Regions from separate parts of the Homo sapiens genome. Here all the other regions are linked to region 1. The links are chromatin loops, found by intact Hi-C in ENCODE. Cell type or tissue: heart left ventricle. All regions are shown on one strand. Each heading gives the region's core, and the rest is flanking DNA. Links, peaks and the distances in the headings are about the cores only.

The links. A loop is a pair of places that touch in the nucleus more often than their neighbours do. Peaks named below come from ENCODE experiments on the same cell type or tissue, not always from the same donor. Only the 100,000 strongest peaks of a DNase experiment are listed, where the experiment ranks them.
Region 2: a loop joins it to region 1, with 3.0 times the contacts of the local background. A loop is called at or near these places in 12 of 110 quality-filtered maps.
Region 3: it touches region 1 in a loop (2.2-fold over the local background); 4 of 110 quality-filtered maps call a loop at or near these places.
Region 4: it touches region 1 in a loop (1.9-fold over the local background); 3 of 110 quality-filtered maps call a loop at or near these places.

The regions. Positions count from the first base shown.
Region 1 is chr10:30,748,239-30,755,709 of GRCh38, forward strand. No RefSeq gene overlaps it. Among named protein-coding and RNA genes, the nearest start is that of LINC02644, 29 kb to the left of the region's middle. RefSeq lists an enhancer at 3,078-3,137 and silencers at 3,872-3,921, 6,496-6,595. In heart left ventricle, for the core only: CTCF peaks have their summits at 3,799 and 4,003; a DNase peak (open chromatin) is centred at 3,843; H3K27ac peaks cover 880 bases.
Region 2 is chr10:31,487,497-31,494,967 of GRCh38, forward strand. The region is part of intron 2 of ZEB1 (zinc finger E-box binding homeobox 1); the gene reads left to right. Among named protein-coding and RNA genes, the nearest start is that of ZEB1, 170 kb to the left of the region's middle. RefSeq lists an enhancer at 3,811-3,930. In heart left ventricle, for the core only: a CTCF peak has its summit at 3,819 (motif pointing left); no DNase peak of the experiment used is centred there.
Region 3 is chr10:31,766,299-31,773,769 of GRCh38, forward strand. No RefSeq gene overlaps it. Among named protein-coding and RNA genes, the nearest start is that of MACORIS, 63 kb to the left of the region's middle. In heart left ventricle, for the core only: a CTCF peak has its summit at 4,201 (motif pointing left); DNase peaks (open chromatin) are centred at 4,206 and 5,190.
Region 4 is chr10:31,706,294-31,713,764 of GRCh38, forward strand. MACORIS (macrophage enriched lincRNA repressor of IFN-gamma signaling) reads right to left here and starts at 1,154. Exons shown (of 2, transcript NR_184023.1): 1 at 1,013-1,154. RefSeq lists an enhancer at 1,403-1,592. In heart left ventricle, for the core only: a CTCF peak has its summit at 2,848; DNase peaks (open chromatin) are centred at 1,078, 1,638 and 2,460; H3K4me3 peaks cover 1,447 bases; H3K27ac peaks cover 3,077 bases.

The DNA.
Region 1 (7,471 bases), core at 1,646-6,645:
GGCAGAAGAGAAATTGATGTGTCCTGTTTTATTTACAGAGGAACAGGCAATATGTTATCTGCTTATTGGACTGATGTTTTTCCTACCAGAAGGATTATGTTGCCTCCTGCGTGTCACTCAGAGAATTTTGTCAATGTCATCAGTCTTAAAAGCTTTATTGCCCGGAGCATAGGAAAAACCCTTTCTAGTCCCAGAATGATTTTCAGAGGAAGACCTTGGAAGGAGATTCTCTTTAGATACAATTTAATTTCTTACTTCCCAAATGGAAAAACAAAGAGGAAATGATAAATGACCAAGATAAGCTTTGTTCCCAACACTGGCCATGTCATGACAGGCAAGGCCTGATTTCACTCCCCACCCCCTTCAATACAGAAAGACAACAGTTAACCGTGGTTCAGTAGATGCTGTGCTGCTGATCGAGGCTGGGCCTTCCAGCCCCATGGACAAGCATCCTGACAGTGAACTTAGCAAGCTCTCCCTGGAAATTAAAATCTAGCTGAAAGGAGAGCATGACATCACTGCAGGAGACAGAGCCGTGTCATGAATCTCCCACTCTGGAGGCTCTGGGCCCACCCCTGGGGTATAAGCACTGTGGCCTGTGTACTCTGCTGCAGCTGGAACCAGAAGGAAAGCATCCCGGGACCCTGGTTTCACTGATTCTCTTCAACAGCTACATGAACTTGTGCACAGTGTGCTGGCAAAGTGCACAGGAGCTAAGCATCCTTTGAGAATGGCAGTCAGGCAGGACCTAGGCTCTAAGTCACCCTTCTCACAAGGTCTCAGGCTCCTCTGAGGCTATGGAGACTTATCCTAACATCTAGTACTTTCCAAGCACTAGATTCTCATGATGTGGCTCTCAGGTCACACAGCAGCCTCACAGTTTTCAGCCTCTCTTAACTCAATATAGTAATTCCCTACTCCCACCCTCCCCTGTGCCTTTTAAAAGACAGGGTCTCACTCTTTTGCCCAGGCTAGAATGAAATGTTGCGATTACAGCTCACTGCAACCTCGAACTCTTGGACTCAAGTGATCCTCCCATCTCAGCCTCCCAAGTAGCTAGGACTATAGGTGCTCACCATGCCCATCTAATTTTTAAAATTATTTGTAGAGATGACATCTTGCTTTGTTGCCCAGGCTGTTCTTGAACTCCAGGCCTCAAGTGATCCATCCACCTCTGCCTCCCAAAGTGCTGGGATTACAGACATGAGCCACCGTGCCTGGCTGTAATTCACATTTAATTAATCTCCAGGCATTCGCTGAATCTCCAAGGCACGTATGACATCATGCTATCAGGACGGGGTCACAGATGTGCAACTGCAACCACACGTGTACAGCATTCCAACGTTTTCCAATGCTTTTCCATGCACTGTCTTGAGATGATGCAACCATTGATCACAGTGGGAACTAAGAAACTCCTGCTCCACCACTGCCTGAGTGTGTGCCCTTGAGCTGCCTCTGTGTGGCTTGACGCCCGTCTTCTCTGTAGAAAAGCAGGGCCTATGCTGGTGCCAATGCAGTTGGGCTTCTCTGAGGATCAAATGAGATCACCCACAATGAGCCTTCATTCGGTGTTCCGGCCATCATCCCACTAACCCTACTCCACAAATGAAGAAATACTGTTACAGGGGTGTCAAGAGCAAGAAGTCTAATATAAATAGCTTCAGTGGATATAGCATTTTCAGTGTTTTCAGTTTTCCTCTGCTTTCACACATTTTTTTCTCAGTTTATTTTTTCATACCCTTCTTCTTTTTACAGGTGAGGAGATCAGCAGATAATGTAGGGCAGGGTTCTCACCATTGACATTTGGGGCTGAAAAATCTTTCTGTTATAGGGAGCTGTCCTATGCATTGCAGGACGTTTTACAGCATCCCTGGCCTCCAAGGCCAGTAGCGCCATCCCGGTTGTGACAACCAGAAAAGTCTCTGGTCTCTATAGTCTTCTAGGGGAACAAATTGCCCCCAAGCTGAGAATCACTGGGCGGGGGTGATTTGTTCAACAGCTAATGAGGAGCAGGGAGGCCACGGCTGGACCCCCAGAGCCCCAGAGCCCCCACCTGCAGATGGCTCACCCCCTATCACCACTGTACCTCCCTCTCCTCAAAGGAGTTGTTACAGAGTTGCAGAGGCAAAAATACTAGCAAGTTCTATTTGATACATAAATGCTGTAGGAGTTCAGAAAAGGGGGCATTTGTGATGAAATTCAGGCTAGACAAGATGGTTGAATGAAGGAGATGGAATGTGGCCCGGATCCTGCAGGCTGAAGGGGAGATACAACAGAGGGAAGACCATGTAAGGTGTTGCAGCTGAAGGAACAATGTGCAATGAAGATGGACAGAGGGGCGCGATGAGGACAGAGGGGTCTGCTGTGGAAGAGGGGAAATGAAGCTGGATGGGCGTGGGGACAGGGGACTCAGAACTTGGGGAGCCGTCAGAGGAGCCTGAATCTTATGCAAGACAAAGTCAGGCTCTGAAGGCTCAGCAGGGCTGGTCCTCACAGGGTCCTGGGGGTGTGGGGGTGTTGGAGACCTGCCTGGTAGATGTGCAGGAATCCTGGTGTGAGAAATTCATCTAGAACAATACAGTTCTCCTGTGACCTGAAGAAGGTGCCTTCTCTGCTTTCCACCAGTACTTCTGGTGGGACAACAAACTAAGTCACCAAGGAAAGGTGCTATGTATGCAAAGCTTGGTGGCAATTAAGGGCTCAGTGAGGCAGTTGCATGCAAAGCCCTGCCCCAGGTCCATCTCTGAGTCCAGCTCTGCTCAGAAGCTGTGGCCAATGACTTCTCCTTAAGCCTGGCCAAGTATCACAGAAGCCATTGTTCTTTTCCCACAAGCCCTCCAAAGACAACAAGCAAATGAGTCCTGGATTCGGCTTCTTCTGGGTTCTGAGAATGAGAGTGCAGAGGTGTTTGCTGTAACCACTATTTGGGGAGTCAGGACTTCCTGAGGCAGGCAGCAAATACCCACAGCTTTTACACTCCTACTCCTCAGGAAATCCAGCCTGAGAGAAAACTGAAAAAACCCTCGCCGTGTGCAGGTCATTGGTCTATTTTTATTCTACATGTCGTTGCTTGGTGCACATGTGTCGGTCCCATTGTTCACCTGTGAGAATTTCAACCCAACGTGTGTTTGGGAAGATGTTCTCAGCATTTCCAGTGTGGACATGCCAGTGAGTTGCTGGCAGAGTTCAGAAAGTAATAAGCCATCTGTGTGTGAGGTCCCAGATTGGACAACTTTTGAGAGAAACTGGTGATTCTGCCAGTGCGCTGTAAGACAGAAGCATGTCCTTTTTGTTTTTGCAATATTTCAGTAGACTAGATCTTTCTCCCACGTGGCCGCAAACCATTGGCTGAGTTGTGAACACATTTTTCCAGAAGTATTTACAGTTGCTGGGTACCAGGCTCCATGCTCAAGGCACCATCTCCGGAAGAGCCCTGAGCAAAAGAAACAAGCAGAGAAAATCGACCTAAAAGGACAAAGCACATTCACAGATCTTGGGAAGTTGTGCCCCATGCAAAGCAGAGGCGAGCGGCTCCTCTTTGCTGAGGATGCCTCCAAACCACCGGTGCACAGAAGTGGCTCGCAGACCCAGGCTGCTCAAATTTTGGTAGCTCAGCTTAGGAAAGCAAGTGTTAGGAAGTGAAGTAGGACCAGCTGGACGAATTCTCTGAATTTATTTTCCATCATCAGTTATTTCGGAGTGCCAAGAAAAAAATGTGCATTAAAACCTCTGAGATTACATCTCCTATAGGTACATATGGCCCAATGGGCACGCACTTCCTGCATGCCATAGAGACAGGCCACCAGCAGAGGAGGCCGCAGGCTCGGACAGAGAGCTGGGGCTGTGCGAGGGGAAAGAAATGCCTGTTTGTGTCAAGCTGGGCCAGAGCTCGCTGGAGGATGCAGTTGATCAGAAAACTATTTGGCTTGGACCCCACTTGACGAATTGACAGAGCCTTATGTCCACAATGAAGTCACATCCAACAAAAAGTGCCTTGGCAATTAACAGAGATTACAAAACCAGAGGAAGAAAACTGCAGGGCGGGAAGGGGGAGCAGGTACCAGGAAGCTCTGCTTTCTGGGAGACAGTGCCAAGGCCCATGGAGCTTGTGTCGGCTTTTAAAAGCCCCTTCCTAGGTCTTTTCTTCGTTTCAGGCTGCCCCTTGGTCATTCTGCAGATGAAATTGTAGACTGAGGAAGGCGCAGTGAGCCTGTGGGCTGGCAGTCCCTCTGACTTCCCTCAGCGAGCTGTTGGCTCCAAGAAGGAGTCAGGAGCTGGACCCATTTGTTGCCCAGAAGGGGGACTGTGGAGGCCAGGCTGAGATCTTCTCCAGGCAGCAGAGCCTTCCCAAGGCTGAGGACCCATGAGATGTGACAGCTCACGAAAATTAAATGTGACTGCAGCACAGTGCCGGCATTATCTGGCCCCAGCGGGCAGCCGGCGGCTTCTACTGCCCTTGGGTCTAGTGGCAGCGCCAGAGGGACAGCAGGACTGGAATATGCTCTGACAGACGCCCATTTAGGAAGGTGCCTGCCCATCCGCTTATCAAACAGCAAGCAGCCCCTTATCACTCCAAACACAGCTCAAATGAGGCCCTGCCTCTTAGCCTGCAGGCAGCCTCAGAGATTGATTGGACGCTTGCTAGGAAGAGAGCCTGGCTTCTGCTAAGGAAAAAATGGGTGATTCCTTGGTACAGACTAGGGCTTTTTATTTCCTCCTCCCAGAACAGGTTGGGTGGCTGCGCCTTCCTCTGTGGGACTGGGCGGCGTGGGCAGAGCTGTCCCTGATGGGCAGGCTCAATGCCAATTACAGACCACACAGAGTGGCACAGTGGTCATCACCCCTCTACCTGTTCAGCCAGACCCTGCCCACCCCAGCCAGGCCAGAGAGAAGCCAAGGCCCTGGCTGCCTGCATCCACAGCGTTCCCTGGTCTGGCTTTGTTGGGAAGCCCTGGAGCCACCACGGAGCACAAAGCACCTGCAGTCACCCAGCCCACCTCCCACCTCCCGCTCACTGCAGGATGGGGCTAGACTCGCTGCAGGCTGAGCCCTTTTTTGCAGAAGCAATGTGATGGAGAGAATAATCATTTTTTCACCAGTCATAAAAATGATCCGTGGCCCAGGAGAAATCAGAGCGGGCCTGGTAAGCATCTAGCAGTGGCTTAATCAGAAATTCAATATTCTCTACCTTTCCTTTGTATTCACGATCAGAGCAGCTCTCCTAACAGTGCCGATGTCAAGTTCACGGGCTTTACCTGCAGCCGTGTGCTAAGCCTGGTGATGAGGGTGCGGGCCCCGGTGTCTGATTTATCGACATTTGGGTGTCGATGCTGTGGCCGGCCTTCCATCTTCTGGGGAGTCTCCTCTGCTGTCTCGTGTCCCCACAGAGAGATGGAGTCCATCCCTGCAGGCCTGAAGCAAAGCCCCCAGCAGCGGCGACAACCTCTGATTTCCTCTGTGTCATTGGCAAGCCTGCTAGTTTCCTACCTGCTTTTCTACCTCTTTATATATCATCCTGGTCTTCTAAATAAATCTGGGTTGTCTTTAAGGTGCTTATAAGCAAATGAAAGACAGATCTAAGGGAAAGAGCATTAGATTTCCTGCCTTCCTTTTCTTATTCACATTTTTTTTAAGACAGGTTTCCCATTTGCTCCCTGGGCTGCCAAGGGCATAATGTACAGAAGATAAAATATGGCAGCACACTCTTCTTTCTCCTCTCTGTATCAGCACCCCGGGGCTCCTGTTTCAGAGGATATGTTCTTTAAAATCATTGGCCCTGATCGCACACCCTCCCCAGGGAATTTACAGTTCTCCCTCCTCCTTATTCCAGGCTTGCAGCCAGAAGATGGGGTTCACCACACTCCCCTTTGTCCTTATCTCCAGATAGCTGTGACCTCTCACACATGTGGGTACGGCAACCCTAAGACCCCAGTTAAATGTCTAGAAAGGCCCCATCCATTGCGAGAGAACCACTCCTCCCCGACCCTCTTACTCCACAAGGCCAGTACTGTGGCCCCTACTGTAAACTCTCAAATCCTGGGTGCCTCACCTGCTCTTCTGGGCTTTGGAGGGGAGTCACCAGTGTCTCACGGGCAGTCCCTTTTAACTGGTGAGCTTGCTGAAAACAGAGGCCTCACACCTCCTGGACCAGGACAGGGATCCACAGGAGGCGAGGTAGAGTGGCCAGGAAAGCCACAGGGAAGTCAAAGGAGGCAAAATACAAGTGCCTGTGTGCACAGGGCTCTGCCCACGGAGCTTCGAGCCACATTCGCAACTTACTGAGAAATGCCCGTGGGATTGTTCACCAGCCATTTAACTAACCTGTATGTACCCGGTGGGAGCTTTAGTAGGGAAATTTCAGCTGGAGATGCACATGTTCCTTCCTGGCTCTAGGTGCTGCCATGGCCTGGACCCTGTGCCCACCCTGGGTTGGGAGTGTCTGGTGTGTTCCCTCACCTACCCTCCCCGGGATCCCGTGAGCCAGGGGTGATGCAGCTGTTTAGCAGATGTGGAAGCAGATTAACTGGTGAGGGTGGGAATTCACCTTCCACCTTGCTGAAGTTTGGTTTCATTTAATATTCTCACCATCAGCCAGTTCCTGGGGTGAGCTCCACGCAGCTCTCTGAAGAAGGGGCAAGAGGAACATTAGGCTGACAGAGACAGGGGGTGAGAAGTCCACCTGCTATGTTCCGGACTATTCTAACACCCAGCCCCACAGCCCACCCCCAGCCCATGTACCCACTGACTCTTGTTCCTCTGCGGTGGCCTGTGCTGGGCCCATCTGAAAGGAGAACTTCGCTCTCCTGGTGCCTCCATCCCTGTGCTCCTCCTGGGAGATGGAGAATACCACCTCTCCAGGCCAAGATCCCCCTGTTTATTTCATCCCTTCAAGGAGGGGTGATGAGGGTCAATGTTAGTCAGGGTTTTGTTTTCCAAAGGCTAGAAGCAAAGTTAGGACCACAGAGGCCTCCTTCTGCGAGCCAGGAACAATACACAAGTGGGCTGTTCTAATTTCATTTTCCTTTCTCTCCGAGCTCCTAAGTTCACTGCACAAAGCACATGGAAAGGTAATCTGTTGCTACCCAGATTGACCTCTCTGCCCACACACATTCCCTGCTTCCTTAAAGGATGGAAAGGAAAGGTAAAAAAATTGCAAAATTACTGCTTTGGGTTCAGGAAATCCCAGCTCCTGGAATCGATGGGTTAATATGGGGTCCATTTATAAATTCCAGCTGTTGAGTCTGTGCTACACGGTTCATGCTCCACATTCCAGCTGGAGGCCGTGTAATCAGCGTTGGAATGGGTAAAAAGGATAATATCTTGAGCTGTTTAATTTTTGTTCCTGCTTCCCAGTGGGCCTATCCTAAGATTTCAACTCCTTGCCTCAGCTTGGATGGGCTAGTGTAAAGTTACTTTCCAAAGAAGCCGAGAGAACATTTCGTGTAAAGAAGGTGTGGGGCAGATGCCATTG
Region 2 (7,471 bases), core at 1,205-6,204, 740 kb after region 1:
CTTCTTTGGAGATAAGAACTGTGAATGGCTTGAAGTTTTTTTCTTTTAATTTGGTTTCCAGTTCATTGCCTATGTAGACAGTCTTGTTTTCTGCAAATAGGGACATTTTTATTTCTTCCTTTCTAATGTGTATGCCTGTAATTCTTTTATTGACTTATTGCAAGACATCAAGAGAGGTGATAACGGACATTCTTGGCTTTTTCTTAATCTTGAGAAGAAAGCATAGTCTTTCTCCTTTAAGTGTAATGTTAACTGTAGGTTTCTTGTAGATACGCTTTATCAAATTGAGTAACTTCCCTTCTATTCCTGGTTCGCTGCAAGTTTTCATCATGAATAAATGTTGCTTTTTTTCAAATGCTTTTTCTGCATCAATTGAAATGATCATATGGTTTTACTTTAATCTGTGAATATGGAGGAATGCACTAATCAATTTCAAATATTGAATCAGGCTTTATTCTCTGAAAAGCCTCACTTTATCATTTTCTTTTTGTATATTGCTAATATTTTGTTGAAGATTTTTGTGTCGATGTTCATAAGGTATGTTAGTCTATAATTTTTTTTCTTTTTCTTTTTCTTTTATTTTCTTCGTACTATTGTCCTATGGTTTTGGTATTAGAATAATCCTGGCCTTAAAAAAAATATTTAAATTGGTGTTATTTCTTCTTTAAATATCTGATAAAATTTGCAAGTGAAAGTTGGTCCTGGAGTTTTGTTTTGCTTAGGAGGAAGATTTTCTAATTCAATTTAAAAATATTTACAGGAATATTCAGGTTTTGTATTCATCTTGGATGTGTTTAGTGTCTGATTTTCAAGGAATTTACTTATTTCACTTCTTTAGGTTTATGTTTACACAATTGTTCAGAGCATTCCTTTATATCCTTCTAATATCTGCTGGTTCTACAGTGGTATTCTCTTTTCATTCCTGATAGTAGCAATTTGTGGCTTCTTTTTTTGCTTACCGATCCTACTACAGTTTTGTCCATTGCATTGATCTTTACAAAGAACCAGCTTTTTGTCTCACTGTTTTTTTTTTTAATTTTATTGCTTTTTGATTTTTATTACTTCTTTCTGCTTGCTTTGGGTTTATTTTGCTCCTTGTTTACTGTTGTTTTAATACACAATTCAGAATTTTGATCTGAGACCTTCTTTTCTAGCACAAGCATTTAATGCTATAAATTCCCCTCTATACAGTGTTTTAGGGACACTCCACAGATTTTGATGTTTTTTATTTCCCTTTTTGATCCATAGATTCTCTCTAAATCAGTTTATTAATTTCCAGTGTTTTGGAGATTTTCTTATCTTTTTCCTATTGACATCTGGTCATTATGATCATAGAACATACTTTATAGAATTTAAATCCTTTAAAATTTGTTTTGTTTTATGATCTTGGAAGTGGTGTGTCTACATGAATATTTTGTGTACATTTGAAAAGAATGTGAATTTCGTCATTGGGGTGTGTTCTATAAATCTATAAATGTTATTTGGATCTAGTTGTTAATGTTGCCTGGTTCTTCTATATCCTTGCTAATTTTTTGTCTACTTGTTCTGTCAGTTAATGCAAGAGGAGTATTAGAAGCCTGCAAGAATATTGTAGATTTGTCTCTACTTTTTGTTCTGTTCATTTTTGCTTTGCTTATTTTAAAGCTCTGTTGTTAAAGGCATACACATTTAAGATCTCTCTGTTTTCTTGGCAAATTGACCCTCTTATCATTATGCAATGTTTTTCTTGATCTCTGATAATTTTCTTATCACTGAAGTCTACTTTGTCTGATATTACTATAATCACGCTAGCTTTCTTCTGGTTAATGATATAATTTTTCATGATAGAATTTTTTATCCTTTTACTTTTAAACTATGTAATTATAATTGAAGAAATTTTTGTAGATAGGATATTAATGGGGATTTTTTTTATTATTTTTGGTCTATTCTGATCATCTCTGCCCTTAATTGGTTTGTTTAGGCCATTTATATTTCATAAAATGTTTTATGTTTGGATTTGGGTTTATCATTTTATTATTTGTTTTTTGTTTTTCTCTCTGTATTTTCACTCTTCTGGTCCTCTTTTTCTGCCTTGTTTTGGATCATTTGAATATTTTTTAGTATTCCATTTTAATTTAGTTTTGACTATGTATCTTTGTATAGATTTCTTTTAGTGGTTGCTCTATGGATTAGAATGTACATCCTAACTTTTCACAGTCTATTTAGAATCAATCTTTTACCCTGCCAAGTGGATTGTATAAATCTTTCATGTAAGTCTTGTTATTCTCCCTCCTTTATTTTATAGTTTTTATATGTACTACATCATTTCTCTTCTTCTTTTATTCCCGACATTCCAAGTGTCCCTCATTTCACCTTCTTTATGACAGTCTTCCTTTAGTAATTCTTTTAGAACAGATCTGCCAGCAATGAACTATACTTTTTATCTGAGAATGTCTTTATTTTACCTTCGTTTTTTAAAGGATATTCTTATTGAATTTAGAATTTTGAGCTGACAGATATTTTTTGTTTTAAACATGTTCCACTTTCTTATGGAATCTATGATTTCTGATTATAACTCTGTAGTCCATTGATCCCCTATAATTATATATTATTTCCTCTGGCTCTTTTTAGTATTTTTTTAAACTAGTTTGATTGATGGATTTGAGCCTAGTGTTTGATTGATGGGTTCGAGCCTAGATTTGGGGGGTTAGGAGGTTACTATTTGAGGTTCAGTTCTTAAATCTGTTGGTTTATGTCTTTCACTAAATTTGGGAAATTTTTAAACATTATTCAGTTTTTTTTCTGCACTACAGCTCTTTTCCTTCTGGGACTCCAGTGACATGAAAGTTAGATATTTTATTATTGTCCTGCATTATCCTGAGACTCTTTATTTTTTAATAAATATTTTTACTCTGTCTTATTCAAAGTGGATAGTTTCCATTGATGTACTGTCAAGTTCACCAGTCTTTGCTCTCTTATCTCCATTTTACTATTAAGCCCATCCAGTGATTTTTAAACTTTGGTTACTGTATGTTTAGTTCTAAAATTTTCTTTTAGTTTTTATTTAAATATCTTCCATTTGCTGAGACATTCTATCTTTCCATTCTTTTCAACAGTGTTTACCCTTACTTCTTGGAGCATTTTTATAATAGTTGTCTTAATGTCTTAGTTTAATAATTCTAACATCTTTTTTTCCCAATGTTGCCATTTTTTGATCATCTTTTCCTATGTGACTTGAGACTTTTTCTGATTCTTCACATGCCAAGTAATTTGAGATTATATTCTGGATATTTCAAGTATTATGTTGTGAGATTAATAAGTTAAATAAGACTAATACTTCGTCTTATTTAAATCCTATCGAGAATTTTGATATTTTTTGCTTAACAGGCAATTTATCCAGTTGTATTCGGGATGCAGTCTCCAGCCAGTATATAGGTTTTGATTCCACAACTGGTTCACTTTTCAAAGCCTTTGAAATGCTGTTCAGATCTGTCCTTCATGTACCACCCAGGGTCCAATCTAGAACATGGGTAATTGTCTGTCTATACTTAGTTTCTCACAGTCTGTGATCAGATTCACACATGAGAAGTTTGAGCATAAACCCAAGAGTTCATAAACAGCCTTATGAGGTCACTTTCCTGAGCCTCTCTCTTTCATGATCTCAGTACTTTGAGTTCCTGGAGACTCTGCTTTTCAGTCCTCTAGCCAAAACTCTGGGACTTTATTTACCCTACTTTGCCACATGCTTCCTGCATCTATGCCTGTAGAAGAGCTGAAAGAAGACAGGGAGAGAAAGAGCTCAGTGGAGTTTATATTGTACTCTTAGGGCCACAGCTCCTCCTACTGGAGAGGAAGTTTTCCCTCCCTCAAAGTTTTAAATTCTTGCAGTTATCATTATCTCTGCTACTACCTTGAAGGCTAGGATGCAAGAGAATGAAGGAGAAAAGGGCAATTTTTCTCTTCTTTGAGACTTTTCCTGCTCCTTGAGCCTAAACTATAAGGATTCTCCTAGAGCCTTCACTGCCATGCCCCAGGGCCCACTTTCAGGTTTTAAGCTCCCTTGAATCCAGGCCAGGGGTACCTTTTAAAAAAAGAAGAAGAAAGAAAAAGGTAAGGGGAATCACCCTGTGCTACTCTGAATTCTTGTCATGTCATCTTCTCCAGTCCACCTGCTGTGACTTACCCTTTAGAGTCTTTAAATAACCGTTTCCTTCATTCTCAAGTTTTATTATCTAGATTCAGTAGCAGACATAAACAGTTTGTGGATTCTCCATATTAACTGGATCTGACCTCAGGTATATATTTTTAATCATTATCTAAGTTAATGGGTGTTCATGGAGGTTGTGAGTTGCATTTGTTTTAACTTTGCTATACAGTTACACCCCAAATATTCACATACATATTATAAATTGGAAGATACAGGAGCAGGAAAATGAAACTATCTGGAAAAGTATACAGTGAAACATTTCATCTCTAAAGTTTGAACACATTCAGGTCTGAATTTAGGAATCTGTTGGCATTCGCTTTTTTGATAGTTTTCCCTTAGCAGGGAATAGGGTAGGAATAGCAGAAAGCTGGCTCAGCGATGACTTACAGAATGAGAGAGATGTGAATTGGCCTTTTAAAAATCTGTGGAAGTTACTCATTTGGACTGGGTAACGGCTTTCTAGGCAGAGGGAGCAACTTCAGGAAAGGTATAGAGAAGGTCCCCAACTTACAACATTGACTTAAGACTTTTCAACTTTACAGTGGTGTGAAAGAAATATGTATTCAATAGAAACCACACTCCAAGGACCCATGTAATCGTTTCTCATTTTCAATATAGTGTTCAATAAATTATATGAGATTTTAATACTTTATTATAAAATGGGCTTCATGTTAGATGATTTTGCCCAATTGTAGGATACTGTAATTGTCCTGAGCATTAAGGTAGACTAGGCTGAACTGTGTTGTTCAGTAGGACCGGCGTATTAAATGCATTTTGACATGATATTTTCCATTTATAACGGGGTTTATCAATATTTAACCTCATCATAAGTCAAGGAGTATCTATACAGGTATAAATGTGCATGGCATGTGTGAATGTGTGTCAAAGAGGAGTAGACAAACCAGGAAAGGGAAATATGATTCAGTTAGGCATTTACTGTGCCTTCTTAGAGGTTGCAGTAAGATATTCCCATGAACATATTTGAAATGGTTAGAAACACATGGGTGTGAATTTCAAAAAATACAAGTTTTTGAATTTAACACATATGCTAAATAATCAGTCCTTCAGCTTAAACTATGTTATCCTGCAAATGATAGTAAGTCTTCTGGATTTTTATTAGAATGAATCACATTTTCCATCCTTGTTTTTATTTACTAGGAATTTCATCTTATGACTAAAAAGAACAAGCCATAAGCTCTTTTGGTCTAAATTTGAGATATTTGCCTTTGACTTATTTTTAAATTAAACTTTTTATTTTGACATAATAATAGATTCACAAATAATACAGAGAAATCCTGTGTACCCTTTACCCAGTTTCCTCCAATGGTAACATAATATAATGTCACAACAAGCATATTGACATTGATACAGTCAAGATACAGAGCAGTTCTGTCACTAACAGGCTCTCGTTTCCCATTACATGTTCACCCCTGTCCCTCTACCTTGCCGCATTCCTTACCCCTGGCAACCACTAATCTCCATCTTTACAATTGTGTTATTTGAAGAAAGTTACATAAATGAAATCATACAGTATGTAACCTTTTAGACTGACTTTTTCATTCTCTATAAATTCTTGGAAATTCATCTGAGCTGTTGCTTGTATCAATAGTTTGTTCTTTTTTATTGCTGAGTAATATTTCATGACTTATTTTTTAGCCCACCTTTTTCCATTATGTTTCATTTTGAAAAAACAAAGTCTTACTACTCAGGCATTTTTCTCACTTACATATTTGCTTTAGAATTTATACTATAAACAAAAACCTTAGGAGCATTCTAGTGTTCTTTTTAAAATTGCATTTAGGTTAACCAGTTAATCTGTTGACATTATTACGTCTTACAGGAAAAAAATATGTACAAGTAGATTTTATTACTTTACTCCCCTTTTAATTCCTAAATCCAGAAGTAAGATCAGAACACATGAGAGATACTGCTGCTTGAAAAATACTTAGCACAGCCTGTTTGCAGACACACTCATGCTAGTCCACGGCTGATGCAGAAAGGAGCCTATCCCAAGGCAGCATTTTTTTGCAGTGCTAAAGGCCAACATTAGGATGTTGTCTGTTTTCATTAGGCACCATGGTCTTAGTTGCTCAACCAAAACTCCAGCCTCAATAATGAGGGAAAAAAATATACTTCTAGTTTTTAAATTGTGGGAAATAGGTCTGGGAGTAGATTCTGAAGTATGTTAAATACTCATCTAAAGAGCCTAGAATTTATCCCAAGGGGGGATGAAGAAATGAAGAAACAAATAAATTAATCAAATTGCAGTTCCTAAAATAGTTATAAGTAGAAAAATTAGCAGTGTCCAAAAATGTCATTTTACCTTTAATATCAATGTCATATTCCATCTTACGAGGTAGTAACTCTGGCTGTTTTGATTTTCATTTTAGAAGAATAAGGAACATAGGTTTACAATAATCAGTAACTATATTACCATCATATAATTACCCAGTTGGCATACTGTTTATTATTTTAGTTTAAGGAGACACATTGAAGCGAGAAAAAGGGGGTGCTAGAGGTTTGCAGACACTTAGCAAACACTAGTGTTTATCCTACAGCTTTGTAAACACTTTACCAAGAATTTTTAAACTGTCATTTTGCTGATGGAAAGTGTAAAATGAGACTTCAGCAGAAGTTAATCTCATCATCTACTTAAAACAGTGTTTTTTACATTGATCTAAAGAGGTTTGTGCATATTTTAACTGTTTTTCCTATATGATCATCTTCATGTACTAGTATGAAAGTTAATGAGTAAAGAAAATCTGCTGAATAAATCCACGTGATAATCCAAGGCACTTAAAAGAAATACATGCTATAATGGGATGCAAAGATTTTACTTGATTAGTGCTCTATTTCTCAATTTAACAATCAAACCTAAGAGAAATCTCAATCAAGACTTTTGACTAACATAGTGCAATTTGATTAGGGTGCAGATAAGTACACTATTTCGGTGTGACTGTATAAGTATTCTGATCATAATTATGACATATACTCTGCTACTAGTTAGAAAAAGAACAGTTTTTAACTTCTTCATGCCTTTCATTTATGCACATGTTCTTAATACACTATTATAATAAATAAAATGTACCTGAAAATATAAAACATACTTTTTGCTTGTCCAAAAAGTATGCATTTATTTATAATACAAAATATTTATTCTGAACCTATGCTGTATGATAGCCCACTATAAATGTAGAGGTAGCAAGGGAAGATGACAGATATCTAAAAATATTTGTTAGTAGCACTATATTGTTGATTACTACATATCAGTAATTAGAATAACGA
Region 3 (7,471 bases), core at 1,672-6,671, 1.0 Mb after region 1:
AACTAAATAAATAAAAATAAAATATTCCCTTACAATGAGCATACTCTTGGATTAAGCATGCTCACTTCTAGGAAGCTGTCCCCAGAAAATCAGCAGTAATGCAGCAAATAACTTCTACATAAGATGCTCCCTACATCATTTGAAAAAGTTAAAAAATTGGAAACAACCTCAGTGCCTACTAATTGGGGATCAAGTGGTCTCTTGTATTTTGAGTCCATAGTCACATACTCCCATCAAAAATAATGTTTGCTTACACCCTAATAAATAGTCATTTACTTTTAATAAATGATATGTAGGTACTATCAAACTAAAAGTTTCAGATGCAATACAAAACACATGATATGGAAATTTTAAGCAATATTTTAAATTTGCTCTGTTTTATTCATTAATACTTCAGAAATATTTTGGTTTAAAAAGAGCCGTGTGATTTTGGATTTAATCAATCATTTCTTAAAGTCTTAGTTTAACATTATAATACAACTGAAAGTTCAATATATTTCCATTCCTGGTTATAATAGTTGTTATAATTCAAAACAATCTTTTATAAAGACACAGATACAAATAGAGGAAAGGCATAATTGGGCACAGTTAATAAATCAATAAATTAATTTCTCATTCTCATTTACTAAGTATACAGAAATTTTTATTGAAATTAAGCTAAGTAAATTTTCTACTTCTATGATGTCAACCAAGAGGTCTTACATTTTTTATATTTAATGCATACAAAATACTAAAATTTTCATTAGAAGATCTTTAAACTAGTCAGAAAATTCTGTTTACACATTTTATTTTATTTTTTTCCTTTTTAAAAATTTAACTTTTATTTTAAGTTCAGGGGCACATGAGCAGTTTTGTTATGCAGGTAAACTTGTGTCATGAGGGTTTGTTGTGCGGATTATTTCATTACCCAGGTGTTAAGCCTAGTGTCCATTAGTTATTTTTCCTGATCCTCTTCCTCTTCCCACCCTTCACTCTCCAATAGGCCCCAGTGTGTGTTGTTCTCCTCTGTGTGTGCACGTGTTCTCGTCATTTAGCTCCCACTTATAAGTGAGAACATGCAGTATTTGATTTTCTGTTCCTGGGTTAGTTTACTAAAGATAATAGCCTCCAGCTCCATCCATGTCCCTGCAAAGGACATAATCTTGTTTGTTTTGTTGGTTTTTTGTTTTGTTTTGTTTTGTTTTGTTTTTGAGATGGAGTGTCACTTTGTCACCCAGGCTGGAGTGTGATGGCACGATCTTGGCTCACTGCAACCTCCGCCTCCCAGGTTCAAGCGATCCTCTTGCGTCAGCGTCCCGAGTAGCTAGGATTACAGGCACCCGCCACCATGCCTGGCTAATTTTTTGTATTTTTAGTAGAGAAGGGTTTCACCATATTGGCCAGACTGGTCTTGAACCCCTGACCTCAGGTGATCCACCCGCCTCCATCTCCAAAGTGCTGGGATTACAGGTGTGAGCCACTGCACCTGGCCCATAGCAGAAAATTTGAAGCTGGAAGTGATAGCTCTATACTATCAGTGAGGTGGTTCAGTTTAGAAAACAAAACTTTTAATATATGGCAGAATATTTATCATATTTTTAAGGACATAAGGAATAAGCAAAAAAATCATTTATCTACACAAAGGTTGGGTGTGTAATTTATGTAATTCAACATGGTGAAACCCCGTCTCTACTAAAAATAAAAAAATTAGCCAAGCATGGTGGCAAGAACCTATAATCCCAGCTACTCAGGAGGCTGAGGCTGGAGAATCACTTGAACCCAGGAGGCAGAGGTTGCAGTGGGCGGAGATTGTGCCATTGCACTCCAGCCTGGGCAACAAGTTCGAAATTTCGTCTCAAACAAACAAACAAACAAATCTGCTACAGTAGTTTGCCTGTGAATAAATTTCAAGTGCGATTTACATTATTAGCTAATATTTGTTGAGCACTTACTGTGTGCCAGGCAGAGTTTAAGTGCTTTACATATATTGATTCATTTAATTTTCACAACTACCCCTCATATGGATACAATTATTATCCCATTTCACAGACAAGGAAACTGAGACACAGGGAAGGTGGTGAATTGCCCAAGGTCACATAGCTAGCAAGCAGCAGCACTGGAACTTGAACCAGGACAGCCCGGGTCTGGTGACAGTGACTTTGTCCAAGGTGCTACATAGTCAGCTCCACCACAATGTTCAAGAACCTTCTTACTGCAGTCAAAGTTGGCTCTTAGCTGCACTTATACTTACATGTTTTAAAAAAAATTGTGAAGACATCATTCACTATTGAGAATATATGTCCTTCAATTATCCTTCCTGTAGTGACTTATGAAAACATAAAAAGTATATTTCATTTTTGAGACAGATTTCAGCAAATGTCATAACTGAGTCATGTTGGAAATATGTGTACTTCCATCCAACTACATGATGAAACTCCCAGACTATATTATGTATTCTAGTATTTATTTCTTCAGATATTCAGCAACTGCTTTCCACATATCTTCATAGTATTTTATTTCATTTCTTTTATTATTATTATTTTTGAGATGGAGTTTCACTCTTGTTACCCAGGCTGGAGTGCAGTGGCGCAATCTCGCCTAACTGCAACCTCTGCCTCCTGGGTTCAAGAGATTCTCTCCCCTGCCTCAGCCTCCCGAGTAGCTGGGATTACAGGCATCTGCCACCAGGCCCAGCTAATTTTTTGTATTTTTAGTACAGAAGGAGTTTCACCATGTTGGCCAGGCTGATCTCGAACTCCTGACCTCAGGCGATCCACCCGCCTTGGCCTCCCAAAGTGTTGGGATTACAGGCATGAGTCATCGCGCCTGGGCTCATTTCATTTTTGAGACAGGGTTTCACTCTGTTGCCCAGGCTGGAATGCAGTGGTGCAGTCACAGCTCACTGCAGCCTTGGCCTCCCAGGCTCAAGGGATCCTCCCACCTCAGCCTTCTGAGTAGCTGGGACCACAGGCATGCGCCCCCACACAAAGCTAATTTTTTATTTTTTGTAGAGACAATGTCTTACTATGTTGCCCCGGCTGGTGTCAAACTCCTGGGCTCAAGCGATCCTCCTGCCGCAGCCTTCTAAAGTGCTGGGATTACAGGTGTAAGCCACTTCGCCTGGCCTTCAATAGTATTTTGCAATGAAATGCTGTATTTAAATTCTTCCCCATATTTGTTTCATGTGTTATTTTGGCCAGTTTTACCATGTGATGTGACCTTTAAGCTTCTAAACATTTATTATCAATAGTTTAGTAAAAATGTTTAGGGGCTGAAAGATTGCATGACTTTCAACATCAGTGAAAGGATGTTGAGATTTGTCTTTATATTTTCATTGTTAATTGTTTAACTGTCTTGCCTATGGCGATACTCTCATTAGCTTATACCTCAAGGTACAATATGCACTTAGGGTAAGGCCATCATGAATGAAATGACTGTATACCTATGATTCACATAATCTTCTCAAATGTTAATATATTTCTGGCTGACTCCTTTTCAAATCTGATTATACTGTTGTTTTCTCATCTAACAAGAATGATGATGAGTTCACAATGGAATCTGAAAAAGAATCCACTCAGCCATTTTCTCGTTCTCTTTTCGTGCTCTGCAGTTTTTTATTTTTATATATTTAGGCAATACAAGTGCAGATTTCTTTTTCTTTTTTTCGAGACAGAGTCTCACTCTGTCACTCAGGTTGGAGTGCAGTGGCGCAATCTCAGCTCACTGAAACCTCTTCCTCCCAGGTTAAGTGATTCTCCTGCCTCAGACTCCCGAGTAGCTGGTATTACAGGTGTGTGCCACCACACCTGGCTGATTTTTGTATTTTTAGTATAGACAGGGTTTCACTATGTTGACCAGGCTAGTCGGGAACTCCTGACCTCAAGTGATCCACCTGCCTCAACCTCCCAAAATGAAAATGTAGATTTCTTCCATGCATATATTGCGTAGTGGTGGAGTCTGGGCTTTTAGTGAACCCATCACCTGAATAGTGAACATTGTACCCAATAGGTAATTTTTCAACCCTCACCCCACTCCCAACCTCTCACGTTTTGCAGCCTACAGTCTGCATTTTCTTAGCTAGAAATTAAGCCACCTGTCTATTTTGTGAAGGTTATTAGTTAATATAATCTCTTTAACCAAACACTTAGAAGCTGCAGTAAATTGCAATATGCAGAACAAACAGAAATGTGCAGGTGCCACTGTCAACCCTCTGCCCCCTGCAGGACCACACAGGCACCACATGTGCAGGCCGACCAGAACGGAGGCCGGGTATTAGAAAGTAATAAAGCTTCATTTCTGCCTTGTTTTTAGATAAAAATAAAGATGAAAGGAAGTTGTAATATTTCCTTCCCTCACCCAGTGGATTGTCTGGCATGTGCCTCACTTTGAGGGTCACAAGGCAATCCTTTAGAGTCATTTAAAATTGTGTTATGGAAGACTATAAGCACATGGGAAAACATTTACAATATATTAAACGGAAAAAGTCAGGTTCGAAACCAGGATATATAGGAAATGCTATTTTATCTAAAAAGTGTAGGGTGCGCACACATGTACATGCACGTGACATTTATTCATATAAATGACAGGAGGCAAATCAAAATGTTTATCTAACAATACTTCATGCCTGTCATCACCTGTGCTAATTTAGCACCCCTTTGGGTTAAGTGGGTGTGGGGTTGCTAAGGTTGTAATGTTTGTCCCCTCCAAACTTCATGTTGAAATGCAATCCCCAATGGTGGAGGTGGGGACTGGTGGAAAGTGTTGGGGCCATCGGGGTGGATCCTCAAATAGATGAGTGCACTCCCCTTGGGGGTGAGTGAGTTCTCACCGTAGTTCCTGGGGAGTGGATTGTTAAAAGAGCCTGGCCTCCCTGGTTTCTCCCACTATGCAATCTCTGCATGCAACAGCTCCCCTTCACTTTCTGCCGTGAGTGGAGCAGCCTGAGGCCCTCGTCAGATGCCCAGTCTTGAACTTTTCCAGATATCTACACTGTGAGCCAATTATGCCTTTTTCCTTCATAACTTACACAGTCTCTGGGATTCCTTTATAACAACATGAAATGGACTAAGTCAGGGTACACACTTCATCCCGGAAGAGCGAGAGAACACATCTGGCCCTCGGCGTGAATGCGCCAGCAGAGATGACTGTGTCCAGATAGGGGAGCAATGAACAAGAGGCTGAGTCAGGCCTCAGCTCCCTGAGAGCAGTCCAGGTGGGCTGTAGGCTGTCTGGAAACTGGCTGGGCACCAGAAGCCAGGGAGGGGATAAGAAAGTCCAAGCCAGAAGGCACATTTCCCAGCCTCCAACTTTGTCCCAGAGCAGACTTTCTGACAGCCTGGGCTTAAGCAATGACCTCCAAGAGAACCTCACAAGACTTTGTGTCCTGTCCTCCTCACATACCAGAGGGTGGGGTTTGGGTTCTCATGTCAGGCGGGGAGAATCACATGCTAAATAGAAATAGACTCATCTAGCATCTGGGCAACGTGAAGCCATTGGCCGGAGGCCATTAGCCAGGCATGGTGGCATGCACCTGTAGTCCCAGCTACTCGGGAGGACTGAGGCAAGAGGACTGCTTGAGGCCAGGAGTTTGAGGCTGCAGTGAGCTATGATTCCACCACTGCACTCCAGCCTGGGCGACAGAGCAAGACCCCAGACTTTGTATTCTCCCTGGTGCTGCTCAGCCTGCAGGTCCTGAGCCCCTCCACTCCATACCTCCATTGAATGTAGAGCTTTCTTTGGTTTCTTGCCAATGCTGTTTAGTGCACGTGGCCTCTCTCTTCTATGTCAACAAGTCTTACGAGGCCTGACAGGAGCCTAGGGTCTATCCCTGAGGTGGCCAGGACAGACTGCCTGACCTTGACTATGGCCATTCAGAATCCCATGTTCCTCTCCTCCTCCTGCCTCCCAGATTGAGACACATCAGTGCCAAGGGAGAGCAGGAGGAGACCCTAGAAGAGTTAGGGAACCAACTAGGATCCCTGAGCTGTCTGTCATCCACCACACCCTGGGGTTCCCTTCCCATTAGACACACATCTCATAGGTAAGGTTTTTACTGGCCCTACTGCTAAGACCAGCACTGAGTTTGTTTTTGGTTTTTGTTGTTGTTGTTGTTTGTTTGTTTGTTTTTTGAGACAGAGTCTTGCTCTGTTACCCAGACTGGAGTGCAGTAGCACGACCTTGGTTCACTGCAACCTCCACCTCCCACGTTCAGTCAATTCTCCTGCCTCAGCCTCCCAAGTAACTGGGGTTACAGGCATGGGCCACCACACTCAGCTAATTTTTGTATTTTTAGTAGAGATGGGGTTTCTCCATGTTGGCCAGGATGGTCTCGGACTCCTGACCTCAGGTGATCCACCTGCCTCAGCCTCCCAAAGTGCTGGGATTATAGGCGTGAGCCACCACATGGCTAATTTTTGTATTTTTAGTAGAGACGTGGTTTTGCCTTGTTGGCCAGGCTGATCTCAAACTGCTGACCTCAGGTGATCCACCTGCCTCAGCCTCCCAAGGTGCTGGGATTATAGGCATGAGACACCTTGCCCGGCCATGGGTTCTTTCAGCCTATGTGGCCCCTGAGTGTCTTCTTTTTCTCAGATCAAAGTCTTGGGCCAGGCCAGGTGCAGTGACCCCCAGCTATAATCCCAACACTTTGGGTGACGGCAAGAGGATTTGAGGCCAGGAGTTCGAGACCAGTCTGGGCAACAGAGTTAGGCCTCAACTCTACAAAAAGTAATTTTTTAAAAAAATTAGCCAGGCATGGTGGCACACGCCTATAGTCCCAGCTACTCAAGAGGCTGAGGTGGGAGGATCACCTGAGCCCAGGAGTTTGAGACCTCAGTGAGCTCTAATTGCACCACTGCTCTCCCACCTGGGTGACAAAGAGAGCCCTTTTCTCTAATTTTAAACAAAAAAAAAATATTGAGCCAAGGAGATAAGAAAATTACAACATTCTTTATTTCAGCTGCCATGTCTTGATTCTCAGATAAGACAATTGCACACATTCTCTCTTTTAATCCTATCAACAGCCCCTATGGGGTACATTCTTTCCTCTTCATTTTCACAGGTGAGGAAACTGAGTCTCAGTGAGGTTAAATAAGCAACTTGCCTGAGGTCTCACAGCCAGGAAGTCGGAAAGCAGAGGCCCAGCGAACACAGGTGTGTCTGGCTGCCAATCCTGTGTGCCTCCCCCTAGGCTGCACTGCTAAAGCTTTGGCCGGTCAGCAGGCCATTGCAGGGCCATGTCGTGGACTCTTGTCCCAAGGCCCACCCCTTGCGCCCGCCAAGACATGTCTGGCGGTACTCAGCAATTCATGTTGACCTGGAGCTGGTGACAGCAGAGGCTCAGGGAAGCACCTGGGGGCCCCACCCACCTACTTTTTGTATTGCATCCCACAGCCCAGGGAGGGCCTCAAACCCAAATGTCCCCAGACCACGTCTGAGCAAATGAGATCCGATCTTCTCCAAGATTTGGTAGGAGATGAGGTCGATGGCATTG
Region 4 (7,471 bases), core at 863-5,862, 960 kb after region 1:
CCCTTCCCCATGCCACCCCCAAGCACAAAGGGGGTGTCCCCATCTCCAGTACTCCTACTTAGTCCTTAGCCTCCTGCCCACTGCACCCTCCCAACCCCTTCCCCAGATGTTATCCAGGATGAGCACTTGAAGATACAAGCCTGATTATCTCATTCGAACCAACCAACTCTTGTAGATCTTGAGCTTTTTAAAGCTTCTTTTTGGGCTTCCTTTTGCTAACAGACTTTTCTCAGTCTGATTCTAGCATGTCTTTTCAAGCCTCTGGTCCTATACCCCTTCACAGGCCTCCTGCTACACGCATACACACACATGTACACACACACACACACACATACATATACACCATACTCTGGCCACGCCCATCTAGTTATTCACACGTGCAGTCCCTGACAGAGTGCCAACATTTGCACTTGAGACATGACACTGATGCTTGTTACATTTATTAAACATACCACATGTATATGTCTTCTGTGCTTTTCCTCCTATTATTCCCTCTGTTGGGAATGTCATCCTCCCTTTCAGCCTAACATAGTCCTAGCCCTTCTCTTCAGGACCTGGCCCAACAGCACCTCCTCCATGAAACCTGCTTCCCTGATGTGTCTCTTACATTCCCACCATCCAAAAACTGACAGCTCTTGCAGGAGGGAGCCATGACGTGCTCATCTTCTGCATCTGCAGCTGGTGCCAGGGACCAGTACATTTGCTGCATGAGTGAATGAACCAACGTCCCAGCAATTCCTGAGCATTCTTAAGGCTGGTCTGTCTCCCCCAGGAAGCCTGGGCCCCCAGCGTCACCGAGCTGTGCACACAGAGAGATAATCATCTTAGTGTCCCTCTGGACCCGGAAGCTGGGTGGTGTCGCTAAGAAAGCCAGAACTGCTTTGCCTTCTATATTGCTACTGAAATTTGCAACTCAAGTGTTGCATAACCAAGGGAACCTGGCTTCCCTCTGAACATCCCTCCCACTTAGTTTGAGAAATAGAGAAAGAGCCAAAGTTAGGTCAAGACTCACCTGAGGAGGCCCCTGGCCCACCATCGAGGTCATGCCTGTCACTCCCCAGGCTGCCCCTCCCGGGGAACAGGGTCATGCGGGGTTAGGGGGCAGCTCACTCCCAGTGGGTAACTGGATTTCCCTGGGGAGGGGAACAAAGAGTGAGAGCATAGGCCGTTCTCACTTCAGACCAGGGAGATTGCGCACTCTCCCTCCTTCCCTCTTGGAGGGAACATCTGCAATTCAGGGACTTCTGCAAAAATTTCACACTCAGGGCTAAGAGCAATTCTATTTCTTGGAGGATTCTAACTTGGCTTAGAGGAGGTTTTTACCCTCCTCCAGTTAAATGGACCAAGTATGTGGGAAATTACCTCACAGAGTCATGCCACCAACACCAAATGAGAGCCATCTGTACAGATGAAACAGTTAGGAGCTTTTGTGTCACTGCGGGCCGAAATGTGTAGCCCATTCATTGTGAGAGGAGGCACTTTATTCCTGAGTTTCTTTTTTTTTTCTAACACAGAAGACGCCTCAGTCAGCGCGTAGGAAACAGGAAGGAACCCGTTGTTTTAAATAGCAGACAGCAGAGAATTGACTCATTATGGTCTGCTTGCTCCGAGAGTGTCAGCCAGAAGGCAGCCAGCCCAGCCCCCACAGCCCCAAGACAAGGGTCAGGGGGCATGGCTGGGATTTTCTCACAGGGAGTCTGAGAGAATCCAGTTCAAACCCTTTTCAGAGGGAACTGGTGAAGCCCTAGGTTTCTATCTTACTAGAGACTTCACCACACAGGGCTGTCTTAAAAAAATATAAGAATAAGAAAAGACAAAAACAAAAGCCCCCGTAAAAACCTACAAGAATACCTGGAAGTCAGACATCCTGTGTTTCCCTTTCCTACCCCGAATGACTCGGAGTAGGACAAACACAGTTGCAAGCCTGCTTTCTTATCTTGGCAATTGCTTCTTTTCACTCTTCTGGGGTTTACAACAGTTGGCCCAGGGGTGTGAGGGAACAGAAGGGAGCAGCATCTGCTGGGACAGAGGGCCCTACACAAAGGTAATTTCATGCAGGGAAAATGCACCCCCCCACCCAATCCCAGGCTGCTGGGCCCAGGAGCCCAAGGGTTAATCTGTCTCAAATCCATCACTGTGACAGCCAAGCACACAAATTAGTCCTGCCCAAGCTGTCCCGACCTCTGAATTTAATTTTTTAAAAGTGCTTTGTATTGTTTCTGATGTTCAGATTGGAGTCCAGGTGTCGTGATGGAACCCGGGGGAGATGAGAGGGTAAGACCCTCGTGTACTGCATCTCACATCACCCTCCAATGTCCTGTGTCTTCTTTGTCAAGGCAGACTAAGGGTGACCTAATTTCCAACACGCAGGCCCAGAAACCTTGAAACTGACCAGCTCGAGCCTCCTTGTAAGCCTCTCCAGCTGTGAAAATCCCCTGGCTCGTAGTCCTATGTCGTCCACATGATGCTTTTCCTGCATTTTGCAGACAACTGCTGATCCCCAAGGGCGGGCCATGCATGGCTGTATCTCCCATCCAGAGAACATCTACAAAGCTCACGCAGCCATGGGGTCTCATAGTTTGACCTGAAACTGATGGTGACTCCTGTCACCAACAGGAGTGGTCAAAACATCCTTTCTGGAGTATTAAGTGTTTGTAGAACCCTGGACATTTATGGTGGCAGAGTGTGTAGCAGCCTCAAGGAGAAATCTTCCCCCTCCATTGCCCCTTTCTAGAATCACACCAAATAATTGGGGTTCTCAGCAGAGTCTGGAGGCAATCCCAGAGACTGAGGAAAGGGAGAGCCTTCCACTTTTCCATTTCTCCCAAGCCATTTTGTATGCCTACAGGTGTCAGTATAAACCAAAGAATGTGCCTTGTCTCAGATGAAAAGTTAGAGTAACCATATAATTTATTGTCTAAACCTGGACACCGATGAGAGTGAAAAGGAGAGCTATTAATAACGATGCCAGAACGACAGGTGTAGATGGTGACTGTCCCAGGCAAACTGGGACATATGGTCATGCTATGACTGTGAGCTCTAAATTGGTGCAGGCTCCTGTGCTGGCTGTCTATTAGGTTTATGTATAATATAATACCCAAGTGACCCTAGGTCCACAGGGTAGAGGGGTTGAGGAGGGTAAGGAAGGTCAGCAACCATGCCTGTCTGAAGGCCATGTGGAGGTAGGGAATGGGGAGAAAGGGGATCAATTTAATCCAGAAAAAGCTGACTCTGCTACAGACTTGAGGAAATCCAGGTCCTTTTTCTTGTCTGAACTGCTACTTGCTCTCAGCAAAGAAATTGAGTTCTGCCAACTCCCACTCCAGCTGCAAAATGCAGCAGAGTCCTGGGCCTTGAGGTTGGAATTCCAGGCCCACTATCCCCACTAGCTTCTGTGAGTCCATCAGAAGATAGGACCTCAGATCTGCAACATTTACTTATCCTTGGCTTTCTGTCAAAAAGTCCAAGCAGATGGTATTCTCCTTCATCCCTTCTTACAGACAGTGACAGATCCACTGCTCAAAATCCTTTTCCCACCCTAAGCAAGGCTATAGCAGAAACCATCTTCTTCTAGGCCTTACATGTTTAACCTAGCCAGCCAGAGGTTTATAAAAGACAACTTCCTCTATTTCCAGAGGTGAAAAAAAGCTAAAGTAGTCTATTTAAAATTTTCTCTCCTCAGACCCCAAAGAATAAAAAAACTTTTTAACTATTGGATGGAAATTCTTTTTTGTTCACTTAAAACAGATGATCCCCTTCTAGAGTAGAAACAGTTAATTGGTCTACAAAATAGTATTCTATAACATGTCTTATCCTTATCCCCAGTCTGTAAGCAAAAATTATATTGAAATCAAATTGAAATGATCCAAAGCGGCTACAAAGATAAAATTATTCTTCCAGAAACATGGTACTGTGGATAGAGAATTCAAGAAAACTCCTTTAGATGTCATATATACCACAACATATCACTTGAAAAAGAAAAAAAATCCTTTATGTAACCATAAAAAATAAGATACTCATATTTTGCATTCTTATATAAATTCAATTGAATAATAGATTAGAACTTAAAATCAGTTTTTGTCAGAGTCAGTTCTCTCATTATCACGCTTTCCTTTTCCCTGAATAAAACTATTATTAGTGGACTCATAATTTACTAGACTTTTGCCAAAAGACAAAGACTTTTACTTTGTTCATGTTTTTGCTTTAAGAAAAATATTCAATAAATATTTGATAAGTGTGTAAATAAAAAGTCATACTAAGCATCAAATTATAGCAATAAATATAAATGGCTTATATTTCTCCAAAGCCTCAGATTGAACTGAAAAAGCAAACTTCAATTTTCTGCTTACAAGAGTTATATCTAAAACAAGCCAAGTGTGGTAGCTCACACCTGTAATCCCAGCACTTTGGGAGGCTGAGGTGGGCAGATCTTTTGAGGTCAGGAGTTCAAGATCAGCCTGGCCAACATGGTGAAATCCCATCTCTACTAAAAATACAAAATAGCTGAGCATGGTGGCATGTGTCTGTAATCCCAGCTATTTGGGAGACTGAGGCAGGAGAATCAGAATCCCTTGAACCTGGTGGGTGGAGGTTGCAGTGAGCCAAGATCATGCCACTGCTCTCCAGCCTGGGCAACAGAGTGAGACTCCGTCTAAAAAAAAAAAACAAAATAAAACAAAACAAAAAGAGTTATATCTAACACAAAATGGCCCAAACATACTAAATATAAAAGGATTGCAGTAGCCAAAAATAAGAAGAAACATGAGCAAAGAGAAAAGAAAATCGGCAATATTAATATAGCAGAAGTAGAATTTAAAGCAAATCAGTAAATCAAAAAATCAAAACAACAGTTTTACATTCACAAAGGTCAAATTAACTGGATTTACATGTAATTATTTATTTTTGCATGTTTTTGTTTGTTTGTTTAGGGGTGTGCCAAAAAGCCATTTGGGGATTTATGTATTCAATCTATTGTTTTGTGAGCAAAATAATCTGGAATATTCACCAGATATGATAACAGTATACATAAAGTAAAAAACTACAAATACATAAATTATTGACAAAAAAATTGCCATGAGATGCTTTAATGGATCTATGATGTATCCATAGCAGATAAAGTAAATTAAAAGATAAAAGATTTGGGTGGTGATGATAATGAATTATTTTATGTTGAGTTTTGCTTCACGTTACGATATAAAAAATTCCAAGAAATCCTTGCTCTCATCCTAACAGCCAAAACAACCTGGATAAACTAAACAATAGGTTTTCTGAACCCCAAAGAGAACTGAGGATGCAAAGTAACCTAAATGAATTCAACTCCCAAAAATGACAAACTATTTGTAGGAGATAAGATTCCTACAGCTGCTCTTACCCCTGCACTGCTAAAGTGTCAGGAGGAGGAAGAATCTTTGATAATTGAGGACAAGGAGAAACCAGCTGAATCTCTAAAAAATTTTAACAACTATGTATGGACTGGCATTCTATAGATTAGTGTCCCATGCACAGAATTAGGGTGCTCCCCTCCAGTAATGCCTTCCACAGATTTCAAGAGGTTCTCAGGAGCAGTGTGCCAAAGGCTGGGAGGCAAGGCAGGAGAAGTGAGAGAGATACTGCCTGAGATGTGTGAGTTCTCCACCAAGTTCAAGGCAGCTAACCTATGAAGGTAGGGGAGTGGAGTAGGAAAGTCAAGAAAAATCAACATGAGGCACTGTGGACTTTTGGCTACCAAGAGAAGAAGGCAGAGAAGGACAGCTGAGAGAAATTGCTCCAGAAATTTCAGGCAGACAGAGATCTTCCCAGGTACAAAAAGCCTGCGGCAAGACCAGAAAGCAAAGAGAATGCCTACAACTCAAAATGCTGGTAATAAGGTGGTCAAGCTGTAAAGCTCAGAAAGCTGGAAGCTCAGCTATAAAGAACTAAGAATTCTCCAGAACTTTACCAGTACTCACACTGCCAAGGCCCAGAGAAAGGAAAGTCTTGATTATGCTCTTAAAATATTTGCATCTATTGGTGAACCAAATCAAAATAAAGCTGCAATAAAAATCCATACCCAACCACACAAATTTTAACCCAGTCCCCGACTCTAGTAACCCTTCCTGGAGGTAACTATTATTTACTTCACTCTTTATTATTCTTTTATACAAAATAGCTGGCATCAATCAAAAATTACAAGACACATGAAGAATGATGAAAATGTAATTTAAGATCAAGAGTAGAAATAGTCAGTAGAAGTAGACAGATTGTCTCTGATTCAGATTTTGGAATTGCCAAAGATTTTTAAAAAGCTATGGTAGGAATGCTAAAGAATCTAGTAGGAACACGGAAAACATACATGAAGAGACAGGAAATTTATAGAGACATGGAAGCTATGAAAGAATCAAATGGAAATGCTAGAAATTTTTTAGTGCAATATTAGAAATGAACTCAACTGATAAACTTAGTGGGACACTGGACTTGCAAAGGAAGGAATCGGTAAACTTACAGACAGGTCAATAGAATTTTTTTCAATTTGAAATAAAGAGAAAAAACAAGTGAAAACAACAGAACAAAGAACCCGAGATCTGTGAGACAATATCAAATATTAAGCAGTTCCACATACGTGTGACTGGAGTCCCAGGAGAGGGCAGAAAGAAGAGGAAAGAAAAATAGTTGAAGAGATAATGGCCAATATTTCCTCCAAATCAATTCAAGGAACTCAGAAAATCCTAAGCAAGATGAATGAGAAGAAAATCACACCAAGGCACATCATGGCCAACTACTGAAAATCAATATAAAGAGCCAATCTTCAGAGCAACCACCTGGAATCCCAGCCCTCTGGGAGGCCAAGGCAAGTGAATCACTTGGGCCCAGGAGTTGAGGACCAGCCTGGGCAACATGACAAAACCCCACCTCTACGAAAAATACAAAAATTAGCCAGGTGTGGTGGCACACGCTTGTAGTCCCAGCTACTAGCGGGGGTAAGGTGGGAGGATCACCTGAGCCCAGGAGGTTGAGGCTGTAGTGAGCCATAATTGCGCCACTGCATTCCAGCCTGGGCAATGGAGTGAGATCCTGTCTCAAGAAAAAAAAAACAAACAAAAACAGAGCGACCAGAGAAAAAGTACAGAGGCAAAGGAAAATGGAATGATACCCTTTTTTTTTAACTATTTGATTTTTAATTTTAATTTCTGTGGGTACATAGTAGTTGTATATATTTATGGGGTACATGAGTTTTTTTTAATACAGGCATGCAATGTGTAATAATCACATCATGTAAAATGGAGTACCCATCTGCTGAAGCATTTATTCTTTGTGTTACCAACAATCCAATATATTATTTTAGTTATTTTTAAATGTACAGTTAAATTATTATTGGCTATAGTCACTCTGTTGTGCTGTCAAATACTAGGTCTTATTCATTGTTTCTTTTTTTTTATTATTAAAGTTTTAGGGTACATGTGCACAACATGCAGGTTTGTTACATATGTATACA